2 separate regions of the Homo sapiens genome follow, and region 1 is linked to region 2. A link is a loop called in an ENCODE intact Hi-C map of the cell type or tissue named here. Cell type or tissue: CD4-positive, alpha-beta T cell. All regions are shown on one strand.

Evidence for each region. Hi-C counts contacts between places; a loop is a spot of excess contacts. Peaks named below come from ENCODE experiments on the same cell type or tissue, not always from the same donor. Only the 100,000 strongest peaks of a DNase experiment are listed, where the experiment ranks them.
Region 1: a loop joins it to region 2, with 19 times the contacts of the local background. A loop is called at or near these places in 2 of 110 quality-filtered maps.

What each region holds. Positions count from the first base shown.
Region 1 is chr2:84,020,927-84,025,926 of GRCh38, forward strand. No RefSeq gene overlaps it. Among named protein-coding and RNA genes, the nearest start is that of SUCLG1, 440 kb to the right of the region's middle. In CD4-positive, alpha-beta T cell, no CTCF peak of the experiment used is centred here; a DNase peak (open chromatin) is centred at 2,095.
Region 2 is chr2:85,282,754-85,287,753 of GRCh38, forward strand. TCF7L1 (transcription factor 7 like 1) reads left to right here. Exons shown (of 12, transcript NM_031283.3): 4 at 742-825. Among named protein-coding and RNA genes, the nearest start is that of TGOLN2, 43 kb to the right of the region's middle. RefSeq lists a silencer at 2,871-2,940. In CD4-positive, alpha-beta T cell, CTCF peaks have their summits at 2,920 (motif pointing left) and 3,119; a DNase peak (open chromatin) is centred at 2,898.

The DNA of each region.
Region 1 (5,000 bases), 1.3 Mb before region 2:
CCTCCTCTGAGGTTTGTATTCCTGAGTAGGATCTTTAAAATGCTCACTTGCCTCTTTTGGAATGTAGATTTGAAAAGGATATGGCAAATGTTAAACAGTTATTTTGCCATAAACTTAATTTTCTCACACACATATCCAACGGCTTTTGCTGATGTATTTTAACTTTACTAATAGGCTTGCAACTAAAAGCGATGTTCCTTCTCATTGCTATTGGAACCATATATTAATTGACAATGCAATGTTTAGCATACATCAACATTAAACACAATAGGCTCCTTTGATAACAATGTGTGTTGTGTGTGCTACTTGCATCCAATCTAATTAGATGAGTTTTTATCCCAGCCAACTGAAGATTAATACATATACAGTATAATCTCTTAAAATATTGGTGCTTTGGTTTGTTAGTAAGAAACTACAATAGAATCTATTTCTGCCATTGGGCATATAATGACTCAAAAAATACAAATATACTACATGTTTATTAGACAGTATGAATCAGTTCAGTGGCAATGGACAAAGATACTAGAGATACTAGGAGCTAGGCTTCACAGAATGCGTGAGTGCTTCGATATGGGCTTGAGGAACAGCCACTCCTTGCATTTTGCTCTAATGGTTTACTTAAAGCCTAATATTTCCAATATCATTTTTTCTTAAATTCTCTTTTCTGAACATTTTGGGTTCTCTAGAAGGTATTGGTTTGGCAAGAAAGAAACTTGACAGATAAGTCACACTATTAGAGTCACTATTATAGCCCACTTTTATAGCTGCCGTGTAAGACACTAGAATTGTCCTAGGACTCAACTTTAATATATATGTCTGGATCCTGAGAGAAAAGATCAAAGAGAAAGTATGGCTGTTATTAATTCCCAAAGTGAACCATTCAAGATTATGTTAGGCTGCATGTAATTAATTGTAACCTTACTACTATGAATAAACCAAGGAGGGATTAATAAAAAATAGAGTGCTGCAGGGTTATATAATTCCTGAGGGCCTTCTTCATATTGCAGCCCTTAGGATTCTGCTACAGCCCTTAGAATTGGTCCAACTGTAGCTACAGTGTGGACGGAGCCCCTTCCATGTGGTAATGTTGAGATAAGCAGGCAGTTAAGGCTGGTATGGCTTCTGAGTTCCATTTTCCTGCTCTGCCATCCTTAGAACATGCTTTTCTTCTGATTGCAAAGGTGAGCCCTGCAACCCCAGGAACTCTGTCCACATTTTCAATAGTAATATAGCAGAAGGGCAATCAATAGAGAGGCTTTTCCTCTAAAGTCTTTGACTTTGGGACTGGGGAAGGGACAACCTGTCCAGGAATTGTTTGCCTATATTGCACGGCTAGAACTGAATTACATTGCCTCCTGTAGCTGCAAGGAAATCTGGGAAATAAGTATGGGATTACCCACAGGAAAATCAGGATTCTATTAGTAATGAACAGGGGAGTAGGAATATCAGATAGCAACTGGCAGTGTTTACTATACCCAGTAACTTGAATTCAGACATTCTCCCAAGAGACTGAGGATGAGGAGGGCCTGAAGAATATGCACCCATACCCAGTCTAGAATGCTCTAATTTACCATCTATTATCTTATGTATTTTATGTATTTGTTTTATATGTCTCTTTCCCACTTGAAAGCAAGTTTGATGTAAGCAGGATTTTTTTTTCCTTTTTGGTTAAATTCTGTATTTCCCAATTCTTAGAACAGTGACTGGTACAAAGGAGGTAAATAATATTTGTTACATGAGGAAACGAATAGTCATCCCAGCCAGGGAATAAGTAGATCTGAGCTCTACCTAGCAATAGGTGGAAATGAAATAAGGGAGGAGATAAATATGAGCTGCTAAGATGTCCATGTTTACTTCATTGTGAAACTCTAGAATTTTAAAAAGAAACTTTCAAAAACGGATCCATGGATTAGTTGCATAGCATCGCAGCTAACACTAAAGGGTTCTACAGGGACTTCATAGTTTAAAAAAAGAAAAAATCAGGAAGTAGAACTACAAACGACAAAACTTTTCCTAAAACCCATGATGCTTAGAGAGCAATTCCTTACAAGAGAGCTCCAGCAAAACATACAGATTTAGAACTTGCCACCAGGAGGAGCTACTGAGAGATCCTACTTTTCCAAAGGTGTCATTAGAAGAAGCAGATGTCCTCCAGGCAAAAAGACAATTTGATTTGGAGATTTCTGCAGTTCTTTGCTATTCCCAAGTGATCACTTTCACAGGAGAAGAACACTGGCTCTAATTTCCTATTTTGCATGAGTAGGGAGACTTTAGGGGTTAATATCCATTATGTATTATATGTTGCTGAAAAGAGAATATAACTTTTTCACTGGCAAAAATAGTGTGAGGGTCAGTGAGGCCAGGTGCAAGAAGGCCTTGGAGGGAAAAAGAAAGTTAGAAACACTAGGCAAAGATTTCTTGTGTAGTTAGATGCACGTTAGCAATTTGGCCCCTTTTCGGAGCATAGGAAGAGTCCAGACAAGTGACTGAAGAAGTAAACAAACAGTATGCTAAGGCCGGGCGCAGTGGCTCACGCCTGTAATCCTAGCACTTTGGGAGGCTAAGGCAGGCAGATCACGAGGTCAGGAGATTGAGACCAGCCTGGCTATCATGGTGAAACCCCATCTCTACTAAAAATACAAAAATTAGCCGGGCATGGTGGCAGGTGTCTATAATCCCAGCAACTCGGGAGGCTGAGGAACGAGAATCTCTTGAACCCAGGAGGTGGAGGTTGAAGTGAACGGAGATTACACCACTACACTCCAGCCTCGGTGACAGAGCGAAACTCCATCTCAAAGAAAAAAAAAAGAAAAAAAGAAAAAAAAAAGGAAAAAGAAAGAAAGAAAATGTATGCTAAGCTACTTACAGATAGAGTATGAGATCTGGCCACGTAAAGATCTACTGGGTGAAAATGATTGAAATCAAAATCTTCAATAATGAGAATGATCTAGTAACTATTCATAACTGATACTAATAATTACCTCAATTTTGCTCTGGGAATTACCTTAAATTAATCAGTTGCAAAGATACGAGTTACAAGGGCAAACAATAAAAATTAAAATATCTACCTTCTTATTATTGATGATTGAATGGAAAATGCTATACAGACACTCTGGGATCTCACCTGAGTTGATATTTAGGGATTAACATATATTAATTATTTTATATACATACACATATCAATATCTTAATTAATATATATTCTATTTAAATGTCTTAACTGTGCAATTTTATTGCCCAAATAAGATATTATTTGATAATATTTTATAAAATCAGGATATACATCTAAAGTGCACTTAACATTTTCTCAACAGATAGACAAGATGCATATTTTCTGCTTCTAGGTACTCAGAAACTGAAGCAGAAGTAAATTATATGCATAAAATATAGAAAGGTCAACATTGTAGATATAAAATCAGAGGTATAGATATAAAATTGGAGAGACGACATTTTGCAGTTTGATGCATCTTAGAGTCAGAGAAAACCACGTTTAAATCCCTGAGATACCATTTACCCACTGTGTGATTGCAGGCAATGTACTGCATACACCTAAAATTCAGTTTTCTGATCTATAAAATGAAGATCTGAATATCTTTTATTCTGGTGACAAGTGATTTAGTGGGAAAAATCAAAGATGCCAAGCACACAACCACTTCTTGATAATTGTCAGTTATGAAACCTAATACATATGGACGTTGAATTGAGAGAGTAAAACAAAGTCATTACCATCAGCTTTTCTACTTCAGAACAGGAAATTTTTTAAGTAGGAGACGGGATGGGCAATGAAAACTCTTCTGCCTGGAATTATTTCTCCATTTGGCCCTGGTAAGGCTTAGGAATCCTGATATTAAGATTTCATTTGAATTAAGACAATCAAACTTTATTTTAAAATTCACGTTTGGTATCTGTGGTAAGCAGAATATTGGGCTCCAAAGGCATCTACATCCAAATTGCCAGGATCTATAAATATGTTCTTACAGGGCAAAAGGGATTGTGCAGATATAATTAAATTAAGGATCCTGAGATGGAAAGATTATCCTGGATTATCCAGTTGGTACAAATCCAGACCTTAAAATTGGAGAATTTTTCCAGTCTGGGTCAGAAAGATGAGACAGAAGAAGAAAGAGAGATTTAAAGCATTGATGGGCTCAATGTGCCATTGCTGGCTCTGAAGATGGAGGAAGGAGGGAAACACTGGCAGCCACTATCAGCCAGCAAGAAAACAAGGATCTCAGTCCTATACCCACAGGAATCAAATTCTGCTAAGGACTGGAATGAATAGGAAACAGACCAACCCTTAGGGCCTCTAAAAAGACCACAATCCTACCAATACCTTGATTTTAGCCCAATGAGACCCATGTCACACTTCTGACCTACAGAACTGTGAAATAATAAAATGTGTGTTGTTTAAGCTGTACATAGCAAGGAATTTGTCCTTACGCAAAGATAAATCTGCTCTTTTTCTTTGACTATAAAGTGGTAATCTCTGGGCCCCTGGAATGTCTGTCCTGCCTGGCAAGAGTGTCCTTGTTTTCCTGGGAGCTTTTTCCACCAGACAGTCCAATAAAGTGATCTATAATGGGGGCTTTGGACAACACTGTATCAATTCCAATATCTGGAGGAAGTGGAGACTAAAGATCTTAGCTCAACTCAGAGAGAAGCTAGAGGCTAAAGGTCAGCCCAATGGGAAGTATGTATTTGAATCCCAATAAAAATTCTGGAGAGACAGGCATGGTGGCTCACACCTGTAAGCCCAGCACTTTGGGAGGCCAAGGTAGGTGGCTCTAGCCTGGGCAACATGGCAAAACCCTGTCTCTACAAAAAAAGTATACACACACACACACACACACACACACACACACACATATATACATACAAAAATTACCCAGGTGTGGTGGCTCACAACTGTGGTCTCAGCTACTTGGGAAGTGGAGGTGAGGGGCAGAGGTGAGAGGATCACTTGAGGCTGCAGTGAGCTGCAATTACGATCATGCCATTAC
Region 2 (5,000 bases):
CTCTTGGCAAGGACTGTGCCATGCCAGAGAGAGAGAGAGATTGTGTGTGTGTGTGTGTGTGTGTGTGTGTGTGTGTGTGTGTGTGTGTGTTGGGGAAGTACTGTTTGGTTTGGGTTTTTTGCACTGACATGAGAAAGAATGGGGTGCTGGGTAATCTTTTTCAGGGTTGAGAGACGCTATAATGAAGGAAAGCTCAGCATCCTTGAGTTGGGGTAGATGTTGCCCATGACTCTGTGTCAGGCAGATGGCTTTTATTCATTCATTCCCAGATACTTCTGGATGGCTGTTTCGTAGGGAGCATTGTGTGTGGATGTCGTAAGTGATGGAAATGGATGGGGCAGGATGGCCATCTGGGAGCCTCTGCCTCCTTGGTCAGCCCTGCGTGTCCATGACTACAGCATAGGGAGGGGACTTGAGCCTCACTAGTAGGTTCTTTGAATATGTTGATTGGTTGTGCTGGAATGGATCGGTTCTCTCCACCACTTAAAGTTCAGCTTAGTTGTCATTCGTGTCCCCCCCCCCAAAATGACATAGGGCGTGGTGAGGCTGGTAGTGATTGTAAATATATGCTCGCTCCTGTTATAATCGTTTGGAAATTGACCCAGTACAGGGCATGTGGCATGAAAATGCAGGCCACCCCAATGGCCTGCCCCGGTGCCCTAACAGCAGAGCCCAGCAAACTTTGAGTACTTGTGAGGCCTCATCTCACCAACAGCTTTTTCTTTTCTGTTCCCTGTGCAGTACCTGCAGATGAAATGGCCCCTCCTCGATGTCCCCTCCAGCGCCACAGTCAAGGACACGAGGTCACCATCTCCAGCACACTTGGTAAGTCTGTTTCACCTTAAAGCACCAAAGGGCCACTATTAGTGGCCTCATCCCATGCCACTGCCTTCTGCCATCACGCTGAAGCAGATGGGGTCCAACAGTGTTTCCTCAAATGTGTGAGTACAGTGAGGAAGAGCTGAGTGCTTGGGGCTAACAATTGGGTTGTGACCTCAACACACACACCACACCGCCTCAGATGTTTTGTAATTGGAATAGCCGTCCCCCAACCCCCATGGCCCTGGCTGCTCACCCTGGTTCATCACAGAAGCCTGCCTGCGATCCTTCCCGGCTGCCATCTGAACCCGCTGCCCACTTCACGTGGGCAAGGGTGGCTTCTCTGTCCTGTTGAGGCTTACCCAGAATTGCCTCCTCTTCTCCCTCATAGCTGCCAGGCAATAGTTGAAGAGGCTCTTCTGTTTTTGTTTTTGTTTTTGTTTTTGTTTGTTTTTTGAGACGGAGTCTCGCTCTTTTGCCCAGGCTGGAGTGCAGTGGCACAATCTTGGCTCACTGCAACCTCTGCCTCCCAGGTTCAAGCGATTCTCCTGCCTCAGCCTCCCAAGTAGCTGGGACTACAGGCATGTGCCACCACGCCTGGCTAATTTTTGGTATTTTTAGTAGAGACGGTGTTTCACTGTGTTAGCCAGGATGGTCTCGATCTCCTGACCTCGTGATCCGCCAGCCTTGGCCTCCCAAAGTGCTGAGATTACAGGCATGAGCCACCGCGCCCGGCCGAAGAGGCTCTTCTGTACAGGATGTTATAGGAAAGAATTCAATAGGACGTATGCAAACAAATGCTCCTCAGGGCAGCCGAGCCTCTTCTGCCAGGCCCTGTGGCAATACCAGCTGGAAAGGAGGGTCTGGACAATCCTGGGAGACAGGAGCAGTGGATCCAAGCAGTACCTCTGGCCTCCTCAGGACATGCAAAGGACTGAAACCCAAAGCTGATAAGAGATGCTCCTGGAACAGAACCAGATATCCTACTTTCCTGGGCTTTTCCTGGGTGCTTGGGTCAACACTTGCCTTAAGATGCACTCACCCCACAAGCTAACTGGTGCTCGCCGACTGTACAGTGAGCCTCAGAATCAGGGAATGCGGTTAGAAGGGACCCTCATCCTGCATGACCTATGCATTTTACAGACGAGCAGACATAGGACTTCACTGTTACTGCCCTGTACTAGGTATTAGGCGTTGGGCTTCTATGATGTTTATTAAAGTTTAATTACAGAAAATTTTAAAGATGTATCAAAGTAGAGAGAATTACATAATGAATCCCCATGTTCCCTTCACCCAGAATTTCCCTCCTGCTACATAGGGGATTTAAAGTGAATCCCAGACATTACTTCATCTCATAGGACATTTTAAGAGATACTGATAGCTGGGCGCAGTGGCTCACGCCTGTAATCCCAGCACTTTGGGAGGCCGAGGTGGGCGGATCACGAGGTCAGGAGATCGATACCATCCTGGCTAACACGGTGAAACACCGTCTCTACTAAAAATACAAAAAATTAGCCAGGCGTGGTGGCGGGCGCCTGTAGTCCCAGCTACTAGGGAGGCTGAGGCAGGAGAATGGTGTGAACCCCGGAGGCGGAGCTGATAGTGAGCCGAGATCGCGCCACTGCACTCCAGCCTGGGTGACAGAGCGAGACTCTGTCTCAAAAAAAAAAAACTGATAATTCTTATTCATTAAAAGCTTAGAGTCTAGCAGAAGAGAAAGAAGATATGTGCAGAAAGCTAAATAAATAAGGGTGCAGGGAGCCTGTATGATTTCCAGTAATCAGGAGACCTGCTCCTGTGGAGCCCTTGGGAGTTTACAGTGGGATCTACAGTGGGATGCCACATGCAGCTCTCAGGTGATTGTCACAGCCATCACCAGGGAGTCAGGCAAGGATGACAGTGGAAGGAACCGTGAGTGCGGGACCAGCCATCCGGGAAAGGCAGCAGGTTCTGCAGCCAGTCGCCAAGGCACAAGCTGCTGTTGAACAAGCACTCCACACCTCAGGCATAAGCCAGGGTAGTGGCTTTGGCCCAGAGTCCCACTTGGGATAGCCAAGCACGAGGCGCGGGTGCCCTCTAGTGGTGCCAGTCAGCCCTGGTGGAGGATGTGCGGACCACATCTGCCCACCCTAGACCTGGCTCGTGCCCTGCACCTCCCCCCAGTGCAGCCATCTCTGTTTCAGATCTGTGCCTTCCTCTACCTCTCCTGTGCCGTCTGCCAGCCCACTCCTGAAGACCTGAGATGGCTGGGTCCTCTGTCTTAGTTTCTCTCTGCATATTGTCGCATCTCCATCTACTTTTCAAGAATGTTATTTCCCTTTAAAAACTAACACATGAGGCCGGGCGTGGTGGCTCACGCCTGTAATCCCAGCACTTTGGGAAGCTGAGGCAGGCAGATAACCTCAGGTCGAGAGTTCGAGACCAGCCTGACCAATGTGGAGAAATCCTGTCTCTACTAAAAATACAAAATTAGCCAGGCATGGTGGCGCATACCTGTAATCTCAACTACTCAGGAGGCTGAGGCAGGAGAATCGCCTGAACCCGGGAGGCAGAGGTTGCAGTGAGCCGAGATTGTGCCATTGAACCCCAGCCTGGGCAGCAAGAGCAAAACTCCATCTCAAAAAAAAAAAAAAAAAAATCGGCGTGGTGGTACGCGCCTGTAATCCCAGCTATTTGTGAGGCTGAGGCAGGAGAATTGCTTGAACCCAGGAGGTGGAAGTTGCAGTGAGCTGAGATTGCACCACTGCACTCCAGCCTGGGCAACAGAGCAAGACTCTGTGACTCAAAAAACAAACAAACAAAAAAAAAAACTAACATATAGTGGCCAGGTATGGTGGCTCATGCCTTTAATCTCAACACTTTGGGAGGCCAAGGAGGGAGGATTGCTTGAGGCCAGGAGTTTGAGACCAGTCTGGGCAACATGGTGAGATCTCTACAAAAAAGACGGAGTTTTGCTCTTGTTGCTCAGGCTGGAGTGCAATGGCGCGATCTTGGCTCACCACAACCTCTGCCTCCTGGGTTCAAGCGATTCTCCTGCCTCAGCCTTCCAAGTAGCTGGGATTACAGGCATGTGCCACTATGCCCGGCTACCTTTGTATTTTTAATAGAGACAGGGTTTCTCCACGTTGGTCAGACTGGTCTCAAACTCCCAACCTCAGGTGATCCACCCTCCTCGGCCTCCCAAAGTGCTGGGATTACAGGCGTGAGCCACTGCGCCTGGCCAAAATTTTTAAAATTAGCCAGATGCAGTCATTCACACCTATAGTCCCATTTACTCAGGAGGCTGAGCTGGGAGTTCGGAGCTGCAGTGAGCCATGATTGTGCCACTGCACTCTAGCCTGGGTGACAGAGTGAGACCCTGTCGTGAACAAAAAAACAAAACTAACACGTGTACTCTGAGTTTCCCATTCTTCCTTTTGCACAGAGCAATCCTCTGAGAAATGAAAGAAAAACCCTGTGTTCAGCCTTCCTGTTCCTGTGAGCACCGTCCTGTTTCTTTTTTATTGTTTACCGCCTGACTTCCCACACCTCTGTCACCTCCTTTATTCTGCCACTCCACTGCAGCCCGGCTTAGCGCTTCAGTCACCATCGAATAACTAACTCCACTCATTTTCCTGCTTTTTTGCAACACAGCCGACAGCCAAGGCCTGACTACTCTCTGCTTCCTGTAAATCTTATCATTGACTCCAAGATACTGTATTAATACACATAATCAGTTGTTTGTCTTTTTGAAGCTTCCATTTTCTTTCTAGACTTTTATTCAAATAAATCAACTCTTCATCATCACTTATTCCTCTCAATGTTTGTGACAGAAAAAATATATAAAATCCCATCAAGAGAGCTGTAGAACTCTCAAGAAAGTTCTACACCCGTAGTTCCAACTGCCAAACAAACATCTAACCATTGCAGATGTGTGCTCTGCAAATAATAACTCAGCATTGTGGTGGAGCAGGGGTCCCTTATTTTGTCTAAGGGCAGAGAAGCATGAACCGTTGCCACACATGGCATTATAGATAGCAACATGGATAGTTTTCTAGTAAATTTTATATTACCGTAGTCTATATTATAATATAGCAAAGCAGACACAGGCCTCAAAAACTTAAGGAACATTTATGGGAGAAAATCTTAACTGGGAATTCAACAGATGGGGAGAAGACCATCATTCTCAGTTTTTGAGGCAG